Regions from separate parts of the Homo sapiens genome. Here region 1 is linked to region 2. Evidence: chromatin contacts called from ENCODE Hi-C data. All regions are on one chromosome and are shown on one strand. The core of a region is the stretch at or near the end of the contact, and the rest is flanking DNA. Distances in the headings are between cores, read along the strand shown.

Region 1 (6,185 bases), core at 2,508-5,007, 1.2 Mb before region 2:
CAACACTTTGGGAGCCCGAGGCAGGCGAATCACTAGAGGTCAGAAGTTTAAGACAAGCCTGGCCAACATGGTGAAACCACGTCTCTACTAAAAATACAAAAATTAGCTGGGCATGGTGGTGGGTGCCTGTAATCCCAGCTACTCGGGAGGCTGAAGCAGAGAATTGCTTGATCCCGGGAGGCGGAGGTTGCAGTCAGCCAAGATCACACCACTGTACTCCAGCCTGGGTGACAGAGTGAGACTCTGTCTCAAAAAAACAAACAAACAAAAAAACACCTACTATATGTCAGCCACACAGTGATAAACACAACAGACATGGAGACCAGGCACAGTGGCTCACACCTATAATCCCAACAGTTTGGGAGGCCAAGGCAGGAAGATTGCTTGAGTCCAGGCGTTGGAGAACAGCTGGGGCAACAAAGCGAGAATCTGTCTCTACAAGAAAATTTAAAACTTAGCCAGGTGTGACAGCTCACACCTGTGGTCCCAGCTACTCCAAAGACTAAGGCAGGAAGGCAGGTTGAGGCTGCAGTGAGCTGTGACAGCACCACTACACTCCAGCCTGGGGGACGGGGGAGACTCTGTCTCAAAAACAAACAAAACAAAAAACAAAAAAAACCGGCCGGGCAAGGTGGCTCACGCCTATAATCCCAGCACTTTGGGAGGCCAAGGCGGGCAGATCACGAGGTCAGGAGATGGAGACCATTCTGGCTAACACGGTGAAACCAGTCTCTACTAAAAAAAAAAAAAAAATAGAGGGCCAGGCACGGTGGCTCACACCTGTAATCCCAGCATTTTGGGAGGCCGAGGCGGGCGGATCACCAGGTCAGGAGATGGAGACCATCCTGGCTAACACAGTGAAACCCCGTCTCTACTGAAAATACAAAAAATTAGCCGGGCGTGGTGGCAGGCGCCTGTAGTCCCAGCTACTCGGGAGGCTGAGGCAGGAGAATGGCATGAACCCGGGAGGCGGAGCTTGCAGTGAGCGGAGACCATGCCACCGCACTCCAGCCTGGGCGACAGAGCGAGACTCCGTCTCAAAAAAAAAAAAAAATGGTATCTTATTGCCACAAAGAGTCTGTTTTGTCAATCTTATGATTTCTATTTCTTTATTTTTATTTATTTTATTTATTTTTTTTTTGAGACGGAGTCTTGCTCGCTGCCCAGGCTGGAGTGCAGTTGTGCAATGTCGGCTCACTGCAAGCTCCACCTCGTGAGTTCACGCCATTCTCCTGCCTCAGCCTCCCGAGTAGCTGGTACTACAGGCGCCTGCCACCACGCCCAGCTGATTTTTTTGTGTATTTTTAGTAGAGATGGGGTTTCACCGTGTTAGCCAGGATGGTCTCGATCTCCTGACCTGGTGATCCACCCGCCTCAGCCTCCCAAAGTGCTGGGATTACAGGTGTGAGCCACCGTGCCTGGCCCCTTATGATCTCTATTTCAACATTAATGCTGGTCAGTTGTTGTGTCTAAGCCACAAAAGGGAGGGGGATATAACAAGGCACAGCTGATCTCTATCCCATCATGGCCAGGAACTCAGTTTTAAGGTTTTCCTGGGGTTCTCTTGGCCACAAGGGTGTCTGCTTAGCCAGTGGGGGGACTTAGGGTTTTATTTTTAGTTTACAGGGAGGAGCAGGCTCAAGAGCTGAAAATCAAGAGTTCTGTTTAAGGCATATTAAATTCGAGATGTCTGGCCCGGCACGGTGGCTCACGCCTGTAATCCCAGCACTTTGGGAGGCAGAGGTAGGTCGATCACTCGACGTCAGGAGTTCGAGACCGGCCTGACCAACATAGTGAAAACCTGTCTCTACTAAAAATACAAAAATTAGCATGGGCATGGTGGCAGGCACCTATAATCCCAGCTACTGGGGAGGCTGAGGTGGGAGAATTGCTTGAATGTGGGAAGTAGAGGTTGCAGTGAGCCAAGACGGCACCATTGCACTCCAGCCTGGGCGACAGAGCAAGACTCCATCTCAAAAAAAAAAAAAAAAAAAAAAAAAAAATTTGAGATGTCTTTCAGTCCTCCAGTGGAGATATTAAGTAAGCCACTAACTACACAAGACTGGGGAAAGCAGCTTATAGATGACTGGGAAATTATATCACCCACAGAGAATGTTTATGGAAAAGAAACGTATGAGATCTGAGAGAAGGGAGGAGGGTCCAGAAAGGAGACTGGGAAAAGAAAGACCGCTGAAGTCGATGGAAAACAAAGAGCATGTGAAATCCCAGATACCAAAGAAGGGCTTCAGAAGGAGGGAGTGGTCAACAGTGGGACATACTGTTGAGAAGCCCAACAAAATGAGGACTGAGGCTGCCCAGACGCGGTGGCTCACGCCTGTAATCCCAGGACTTTGGGAGGCCGAGGCAGGTGGATCACCTGAGGTCAGGAGTTCGAGACCAGCCTGACCAACATGGAGAAACCCCTTCTCTACTAAAAATACAAAATTAGCTGGGCATGGTGGCGTATGCCTGTAATCCCAGCTACTCGGGAGGCTGAGGCAGGAAAATCTCTTGAAGCCGGGAAGCGGAGGTTGCGGTGAGCCAAGATCTCACCATTGCACTCTAGCTTGGGCAACAAGAGCGAAACTGCGTCTCAAAAAAAAAAAAAAAAAAAAATGAGGACTGAGGATTGAATACTATATTTAGCAACAAGAAGTCGCTGGGAACCTGAAAAGAGAGGCCGCTGAAGTCGAGAGAAAACAAAGAGCAGGTGAAATCCCAGATACCAAAGGAGGGCTTCAGAAAGAGGGAGTGGTCAACGGTGTGACATACTGTTGAGAAGCCCAACAGTTCTGGGGTCGAAATTCTGACTTGAGTGGTTTCAAGAGACTCAGAAAACAGCATGAAGCCACTAGTCTCTCACTTGTTCTTAAGAGAAACAACACGGCGGCAGCGGGAGGGGAACGTGGGACGTGGGGCACGGGGCACGGGTGGATTTTTAAATTTTATTTATTATTTTTGAGACAGCGTCTCGCTCTGTCGCCCAGGCTGGAGTGCAGTGACACGATCTCGGCTCACCGCAACCTCCGCCTCCCGGGTTCAAGCGATTCCCCTGCCTCAGCCTCCCAAATAGCTAGGATTACAGGCGCCCGTCACCACGCCCCGCTAATTTTTGTATTTTTAGTAGAGACGGGGTTTCACCGTATTAGCCAGGCTGGTCTTGAACTCCTGACCTCAGGTGATCCGCCCGCCTCGGCCTCCCAAAGTGCTGTGATTACAGGTGAGCCACTGCGCCCGACCTGGTTTGCTTTAAATTAGAAGGCTCTGCAGCACGTTTGCAGGCTGATAGGCATGAACCAGAACACAGCGAGACGTGAAGTACGGAAGAGGTAGAGACTACTCATTCAAGGGCGAAACTCGCGAACAGACGGGGGACGGTCCGGGCAGAACCAGAGTAAGGAAAACCGGGCTGCGCTCGAGCCCGCAGCTGACGTCATCGGAGCCGCGGCCCCGGGAGAGCGCGGCGGCCCGAGGGTCATTACCCTGACTGGAGACAGGGCGGCAGCTTCCGGGAGGAAGTGACCTTTGGGCTGTGCTCTGGGGAGTAGCTGAGAGGGAAGGCGAGCGGCGCGCAGTGCGGGACAGGCGGTTCACTGAGGCAGAGTGGAGCGCCGCTCCCGACTGCGGCTCAACTTACATTTTGTCCTTTTGGTGCTGTCGCTTCCCCATGGCGGAGCGGCGGCGGCGACTAGCGAGCACGAAAAAACAACGGCTGACAACTCAGACCATGGAGCCGCAGCCGAGTTCCGTGACCACTTCCGGGTTCCGCGGCGCGCCCCGGAAACGGGCGCCTGGCGTGCTGGGAATTGTGGTTCGCTAGCGCCAGGTGCTCATGCTCGGAAGGATCGCCTGCCCAGTATGGGGTCCTAGCTAGGTGTGCCATCTCCCGCAGGCGTCTTTTCGGGGCCGAGCTCCCTCAGCCTCGAAGCCCCATCTTCTTGAGGGGTCTGTCTGGACCGCCTTGTCTACCCCCCTAGCCACGGCTCAGGGCCATTCCCATACTGGGTTCTCAGGTCTTATTTATTTATTTTCGAGACAGGGTCTCGCTCTGTCGCCCAGGTTGGAGTGCAGTGGCACAATCACAGCTCACTACTGCCTCGACCTCCCAGGCTCAAGCGATTCTCCCACCTCAGCCTCCCGAGTAGCTACGGGCACGCACCACCACACCCGGCTAATTTGTTAATTTTTTGTAGAGACAGGCTCTTACAATGTTGCCCAGGCTGGTCTGGAGCTCTTGAGCTCAAGCAGTCCTCCCGCCTTGGCCTCCCAAAGTGCTGGGATTACAGGCCTGAGGCTTCGCGCCCGGCCAGCGCTCAGGTCTTTTTCAACGTCCTCCTAGAGCTTCAAGTCTCATGAGCCTCCACCCCATCCCTTCCCGCCTCCGTGGCAGATGCCTTCAAAGCCATGTACCACTCTCGTTCTACTCGCTCACTTCTCATTCTCTCTGCATATTCGGTCCCCACCGCCTCCAGGCCCCTCGGAGGCCCAGCAGCAGGTGGCCATCAAGCCTAGAGGTCCAAAGCCCTACCTGATCCCTTCCGTCTCTTCTGCCAGACCCTTCCCTTGGGTCAGATCAGTACCTTGGGCCCCTAGCTACACTCAGGCCCAGGGTAATCTTGCCTAGGCTCCTAATTTTAAATGCCATTTGTATCCCATGACTCCCAGTACTAAGTCACCAGCACTCCAGGTTCCTGATCTCCACTTGGGTAACCACTGATCTGAAATGTAACATGTCTGGATGGGCGTGGTGGCTCACGCCTGTAATCCCAGCACTTTGTGTGTGTGTGTGTGTGTGTGTGTGTGTGTGTGTTTAGTAGAGACGGGGTTTCACCATGTTAGCCAGGATGGTCTCGATCTCCTGACCTCCTGATTCGCCTGCCTTGGCCTTCCAAAGTTCCGGGATTACAGGCGTGAGCCACCACGCCCGGCCAATCCCAGCACTTTGAGAGGCTGAGGCAGGCGGATCACTTGAGGTCAGGAGTTCAAGACTAACCTGGCCAACATGGCAAAACCCCATCTCTACTAAAAATACAAAAAATTAGCCTGGTGTGGTGGCACACACCTGTAATTCCAGCTACTTGGGAGGCCGAGACAGTAGCTTGAACTGGGGAGGCAGAGGTTGCCGTGAGCCAAGATTAGGCCACTGCATCCCAGCCTGGGTGACAGAGTGACTCTGCCTAAAAAAATTAAATTAACATGTCTGGTCAAAGTAGAATTTTCTTTTTTTTTTTCTTTTTTTTTTTGACATGGAGTTTTGCTCTTGTTGCCCAGGCTGGAGTGCAATGGTGTGATCTTGGCTCACTGCAACCTCCGCCTCCCAGGTTCAAGCGATTCTCCTGCCTCAGTCTCCCAGGTAGCTGGGATTATTACAGGCATGCGCCACCACGCCTGGCTAATTTTGTATTTTTAGTAGAGAAGGGGTTTCTCCATGTTGGTCAGGCTGGTCTCGAACTCCCGACCTCAGGTGATCCTCCCGCCTCAGCCCTCCCAAAGTCCTGGGATTACATGCATGAGTCACCGCACCCGGCCATAAAGCAGAATTTTCAATCCTCCCTCTTCTCCCAGTCCCCACTCTGCTGAGCAGTACCACCATCCACCCAGTCACCGAAAGCCAGCTATCTTTGCCTTATTTCATGGCTGGCTTCTTATTCTCTAGGTTTTAACATAAGTGTCACCTCCCCAGAGAGACCTTCCCTAACCACCCACTTCCATGCATCTCCCATAAAGTCTGTCACAATTCCTCACAATTTGTAATCCTGTGTAATTCAGTCTGTGTCCCGGTTTACTGAGCACCCTCCCTGACACAACCACTGCCTCCATGACACACATACAGTGGATGGGATGTAGCTCCTTAAGGGCTGGAATCTTAGGCCCAGCATGGTGGCAGCACCTGTGATTCCAGCTACTTGGGAGGCTGTAGTGGAAGGATCACTTGAGGCCCAGGAGTTTGAGGCTGCAGTAAACTATGATCAAGCCACTGCACTCTAGCCTGGGCAACAGAGTGAGATCCTGTCTCTTTAAAAAAGGGCCGGGGTGTGGGGAGGGGACAGTCGGTGCGGTGGCTCACGCCTGTAATTCCAGCACTTTGGGAGGCTAAGGCGGTTGGATCACCTGAGGTCAGGAGTTCGAGACCAGCCTGGCTAACATGGTGAAGCCCTGTCTCTACTAAAAATACAAAAATTAGC
Region 2 (5,792 bases), core at 600-3,099:
CACAATCATTTTACGGAGCAATGTGGCAGGCAGTGAGCTAGCAGTGAGAATATAAGGATGAAAAAGGACAGGTTCCCTACTCCCTCCAAATGTTCAAACTCTCTTAATAGCTTAACTGGTCTCTCTTCTCTGCCCTGCATCCATCTCCAGGGACAGGGACTCTAGGCATATTCCCAACACTGGCATTTCACTACTCCAAAGAATGCCACATGCCAAACACAGGCTCAATTCCTTGGCACAACACCCCCACTAAAGTGCTAGTACCTGCTCACCCTCATTCCATCATCTCCTGGGCTCTCTTACTCCTCGAGCCCCAGAACTCTCAGCCTACAAGATCCTCCCTCCACGCAGTAAATGCTCATGTTTCCTAACTCCTCAGCTTGGAATGGTGGCTATTCACACTCCTACTTGTCTTTCTAGGACTCAATTTATTCGTCACCTACTCACTAGACTGCCCCTGGTCTGCTCAAGTTAACCGCCGCTTCGCAAGAAACCCCTGCAGTATACACATTACAGACTGACAAGACTGCGCTGTGACGGTTCCTTTACCATCCCTCAGGAAAGGGGCTGTGTCTCAGGCAAATCTGTGGCGAGCACAACACGCCAATAAGCTCAGTTAAAAACTGTCAGGCCTCTGAGCCCAGGCCAGGCCATCGCATCCCCTGTGACTTGCACGTATACATCCAGATGGCCTGAAGTAACTGAAGATCCACAAAAGAAGTAAAAACAGCCGTAACTGATGACATTCCACCATTGTGATTTGTTCCTGCCCCACCCTAACTGATCAATGTACTTTGTAATCTCCCCCACCCTTAAGAAGGTTCTTTGTAATTCTCCCCACCCTTGAGAATGTACTTTGTGAGATCCATCCCTGCCCACCAGAGAACAATTGACTAATTTTCCATTACCTTCCCAAATCCTATAAAACGACCCCACCCCTATCTCCCTTCGCTGACTCTCTTTTCGGACTCAGCCCACCTGCACCCAGGTGAAATAAACAGCTTTATTGCTCACACAAAGCCTGTTTGGTGGTCTCTTCACACGGACGCGCATGAAAAAAACTGCTAACAGAAACAAGCAGTCGGTGGTGAGGGGCTAGAGTTCCTCTGAGCGGGGCCACTGACCCCAGCTCTTCACGCTCTCCTCCAGAAACGACGATCGCTTCCTGACAGCGGCTTCCTGCCATCCTTCGGCAAAGTCCACATTCCTTCGGGGGGTCACCCTCAGATCCTCCGTCCCACCGCCCACACCCCAAACAACTACCTTCCCAATCTCATCTTACATCCACCCTCCTCCCATCACTTTCTTTCACCGTTGATGCGCTTTTCTGGAAGAGAAACCATGAAGCACCCAGCCCTGCTAAACCCACTACAGCCGGCTGCTTCTCTCCCTTTCCCTATTCAGTGTGGTTCAAAAAGCGGGGGAAAGTCTGCACCCAAAGCACACAAATGACGAATGAGAAAGCTCAAGACGATGATTCATAAGCCAGGGCTCGTTGGTTTGCAGAGCTCGGCCCCAGGAAAGCAAACGAGCAGTCCATGTCGGGAACGGAGGGGACAGACGGGGGGGCCCGAGCCCTGGGACCCACGCAAGTCCCCGGCGCCTTCTGTCTCCCGGCGCCGTAGGTTTCTCACGGGTCCGGCCCTGGCCTCGCCCGCCACGCTAAGGAGGAAGGTCCCACAATCCAGCCCCCTGCCCCGACCACTACTCACATTTGACTGACCAGCTTCTGCCGGAAGGCGGTGCTCCGCCAGTCGGTCTCTTGCCCGGAAACGTCCATGCCTGTTCCCCAGCTCCCGCCGCCCGTATCCCGCTTGGCCGCCACCGCCGCCGCCTCAGTCACAGAGCCAGGCCCAAACCCGGAAGCCGTCCGCAGTGCCTCGGCCGAGCCGGAAGTGAAGGAGGGCTTGTGGGAAATGGAGTCTCGCGCACAGGCTTGTGGGAAATGAAGTTCCCCGCCGGGGACGAAGCGGTCTCGGTTCCGCCCGGCTGGGAGACACACGCCCCTCTTCCAGTGCAGCTGTCGGACACGGCAGGTGCTCCCGCAGCAGACCTGCGCCTGACCGCCTGCATTTTCTGCAACTCTTCAGTGTGCTGGCCTTATCTAGTCCCTGAGATCCAGACCCCTCCGGGATGCCAGGCCAAGCTGCCAGCTATCTATAGTAATGCTAGGGAGAGAGTGTTTATTTATCAAATATGTGTGGGTACCTACTGTGTGCCAGTGCAACGTGATCTGGGATCTGCTTTCATGCAACTGCCTGCTAGCGCCGCATCCGAAGAGCGACCAGATGGACTCTCATCACCGCTTCACTCTTCGATTTTTTGAATCTCACATCTCACAATGGCTGTATTTGGGGGTTGGGAATGTGAGGCCCCTAAACCACGTTAATTAATTTTTAGACATGGGCTTTCCCTTTTGACCAGCAGCCACGTCCCCTTCATGGAGAACTCAGCCTAGCTAGTTGCTGGAGGCCAGATGTCAAACGAATTTGATAGGTGAAGGTGAGCGAGCTGAAGGTGGGATGAGGGGTTATGGGGGCCTGAGAATGCTTTTAGGAATGTAAAAGTTCTGCCTCCTTGGAACTATGGGGCCTTTATCTGCTACCCTGGGGAGGGAGGTGACGTGAGGAAAATCTGGAGCCCAAGTGGTCAATAAGCACCAGGTGGACACCAACCAACATGGGCCTCAGGAGACTGTGGACTGGCACCTACTGAAGCCTAAGTGCCAGGCCCCTGCTAGGCACTGTACACCCCTTACACCCCTTGTTACTGTGCCCCAGACAGGAGGTTGAAGGTGGTAGAGAGTGGGTGGGAGAGGAGTGAGCACTCTCCCCAAAGAGGCCTCTCTTGCCAACAGAGTTTCATGTCTTGTGTTGATGTGAGAGCTGTTCATGTTTTCAAACGTTTTCTGCTCTAATACTCCCAAAATCGTTATTGTTTTTTTTGAGGGGGGGGGGATAGAATTTAGCCCTTGTTGGCCAGGCTGGAGTGCAGTGGTGCCATCTCGGCTCACTGCAACCTCTGTCTCCCGGGTTCACGCAATTCTCCCACCTCAGCTTCCCCAGTAGCTGGGATTACAAGCGTACCCCACCATGCCTGGCTAATTTTTGTATTTTTAGTAGAGACAGGGTTTCACCACGTTGGCCAGGCTGGTCTCGAACTCCTGACCTCAGGTGATCCACCTACCTCGGCCTCCCAAAGTGCTGGGATTACAGGCATGAGCCACCGTGCCCGGTGGCAAAACTAATTTTTTTTTTTTGAGATGGAGTCTCGCCCTGTTGCCCAGACTGGAGTGCTGTGGTGACATCTCGGCTCACTGCAACCTCTGCCTCCCGGGTTCAAGTGATTCTCCTGCCTCAGCCTCCCAAGTAGCTGGGATTACAGGTGCCTGCTACGAAGCCCAGCTAATTTTTTGTATCCTTAGTAGAGACAGGGTTTCACCATCTTGGCCAGGCTGAAAACTAATTTTTAAAAACTCTATCTAGAGTGATCATCTTGACCGGGGTTGCCCAGGACATCCAAGGTTTTAGTGTTTTTTTCCTTGTTTTATTTTGTTGTTGTTGTTTGTTTGTTTGTTTTTTGAGATGGAGTCTTGCTCTGTTGCCCAGGCTGGAGTGCAGTGGCACAATCTTGGCTCACTGCAAGCTCCGCCTCCCGGGTTCACGCCATTCTCCTGCCTCAGCCTCCCAAGTAGCTGGGACTACAGGCGCCCGCCACCACGCCCAGCTAATTTTTTTGTATTTTTAGTAGAGACAGGGTTTCACCGTGTTAGCCAGGATGGTCTCGATCTCCTGACCTCATGATCCGCCTGCCTCGGCCTCCCAAATTGCTGGGATTACAGGCGTGAGCCACCGCGCCCGGCCCTTGGTTTTTTTTTTTTTTTTTTTTTTTTTTTTTTTGAGACAGAGTCTCACTCTGTCGCCCAAGCTGGAGTGCAGTGGCGCAATCTCAGCTCACTGCATCCTCCGCCTCTCAGGTTCAAGTGATTCTCCTGCCTCAGCCTCCTGAGTAGCTGGGACTACAAGCACCTGGCACCACATCTGGCTAATTTTTGTATTTTTGGTGGAGACAGGGTTTCACCATGTTGGCCAGGATGTTCTCAATCTCCTGACCTGGCGATCCACCCGCCTTGGCCTCCCAAAGTGTTGGGATTACAGGCGTGAGCCACCACGCCCAGCCTTGTTTTCTTTTTTTTTGAGACAGAGTCTCGCTAGGTCTGCCAGGCTTGAGTGCAGTGGCGTGATCGCTTACTGCAGTCCCCGCCATCCGGGGTTCAAGTGATTCTCGTGCCTCAGCCTCCCCAGTAGCTGGGACTACAGTGCGCCACCACGCCCGACTCATTTTTGTATTTTATTTTATTTTATTTTTAGTAAAGATGGGGTTTCACCATGTTGCCCAGGCTGGTCTTGAACTCCTGACAGGTGATCCGCCTGCCTCGGCCTCCCAAAGTGCTGGGATTACAGGTGTGAGCCACCGTGCCCAGCCCCAGGTTTAAGTTTTGAAAGTCCTGTGTTCTGGCTGGGCATGGTGGCTCACGCCTATAATCCCAGCACTTTGGGAAGCTGAGGCAGGTGGATCACCTGAGGTCAGGAGTTCGAGACCAGCTTGGCCAACATAGTGAAACCCCGTCTCTACTAAAAATACAAAAGTAGCCAGGCATGGTGGTGTGTGCCTGTAATCCCAGCTACTCAGGAGGCTGAGGCACGAGAATCACTTGAACCCAGGAGGTGGAGGTTGCAGTGAGCTGAGATTATGCCATTGCACTGCAGCCTGGGCAACAAGAGCGAAACTCTGTCTCAAACAAACAAACAAACAAACATGTTAATAGGATACTTAGGACAACCCTCCCCCTTCTGCACTATGGTTGATGGAGACACAGACACATAATTCACAGACACAGACAGAGAGAGGCCTGGAACTTTGCCAGGAGTTTATCATCACAGTAAAATTGAGTGACTATTCCCTTTGGTATTTTCCCCAGAGCTCTTTTTCTACTTGTCCCCGCATTGGGTTGGTGCCCAGGGCAGTGATCCCTGGTGACAGTCTGGATGGGTGACCTGGAAAGGTGGACCAAGGAAAGTAAGGGGCCACAGGAAGGTTGATCCTGAAGTGGACTTGCCCTCTCTTGACACTGTAGACCCTCCTGGGATCCCCAGTCTGGATGTTAGTGGTTTAGATGTCTGAGAATAAGTGATGGAGGAAGCCGAGGGTATGCAGAGGCCAGACCTGCATCCCACACTATGTTCTGGGGATCCTCATCTCGGGGGAGATCCTCACTGCTCATGTGGCCATGTCTCTAGCCTGCGGGTTCCTGCAGGCTACCATGCCAAGGCTGGTTCCACTCAATGGCCACATATTTCCTGGACACCATTCTGGGCTCTGCAGGAGGTAGGAGCTGGAAGCTTCCCAGGCAGATCAAGCTTCCCCCTAGAGAGCTCAGCACAAGCTCTGTGAGCCTGTGGCTGTCTCCATACAGCCTCACCTCCAATCTTCCTCCTTGCTTTGGCACTCAGTCCCTGGGAGGTGGTGACCTGCCCCACCTTCCATCCTAGCACCAGCCAGATGTAACTCCTCTGTGTGTTTGGCCTGGAGCCTGTAATCACTTATGTATGTGGAGGTAGGGAGGGAGTGGTTATTGTTTCTTTTTTTTTTTTTTTTGAGATGGAGTCTCACTCTGTTGCCCAGGCTGGAGTGCAGTGGTGCAATCTTGGCTCATTGCAACCTCCAGCTCCTGGGTTCAAGCAATTCTGCCTCAGCCTCCCAGGTAACTGGGATTACAGGCGCACGCCACC

The links. Hi-C counts contacts between places; a loop is a spot of excess contacts on that map. Pooled maps may share reads with other maps.
Region 1: a pooled map shows a loop between it and region 2 (6-fold over the local background). The contact joins the promoter of PPIL2 here to the promoter of MED15 in region 2. A Hi-C loop is called at or near these places in 4 of 50 pooled maps.

Annotation. Positions count from the first base shown.
Region 1 is chr22:21,663,584-21,669,768 of GRCh38, reverse strand. PPIL2 (peptidylprolyl isomerase like 2) reads right to left here and starts at 3,757. Exons shown (of 20, transcript NM_014337.4): 1 at 3,638-3,757. The coding sequence starts at 3,669. RefSeq lists enhancers at 3,321-3,370, 3,441-3,680, 2,915-3,825.
Region 2 is chr22:20,503,667-20,509,458 of GRCh38, reverse strand. MED15 (mediator complex subunit 15) reads right to left here and starts at 1,849. Exons shown (of 18, transcript NM_001003891.3): 1 at 1,713-1,849. The coding sequence starts at 1,780. RefSeq lists enhancers at 1,757-1,866, 3,746-4,245.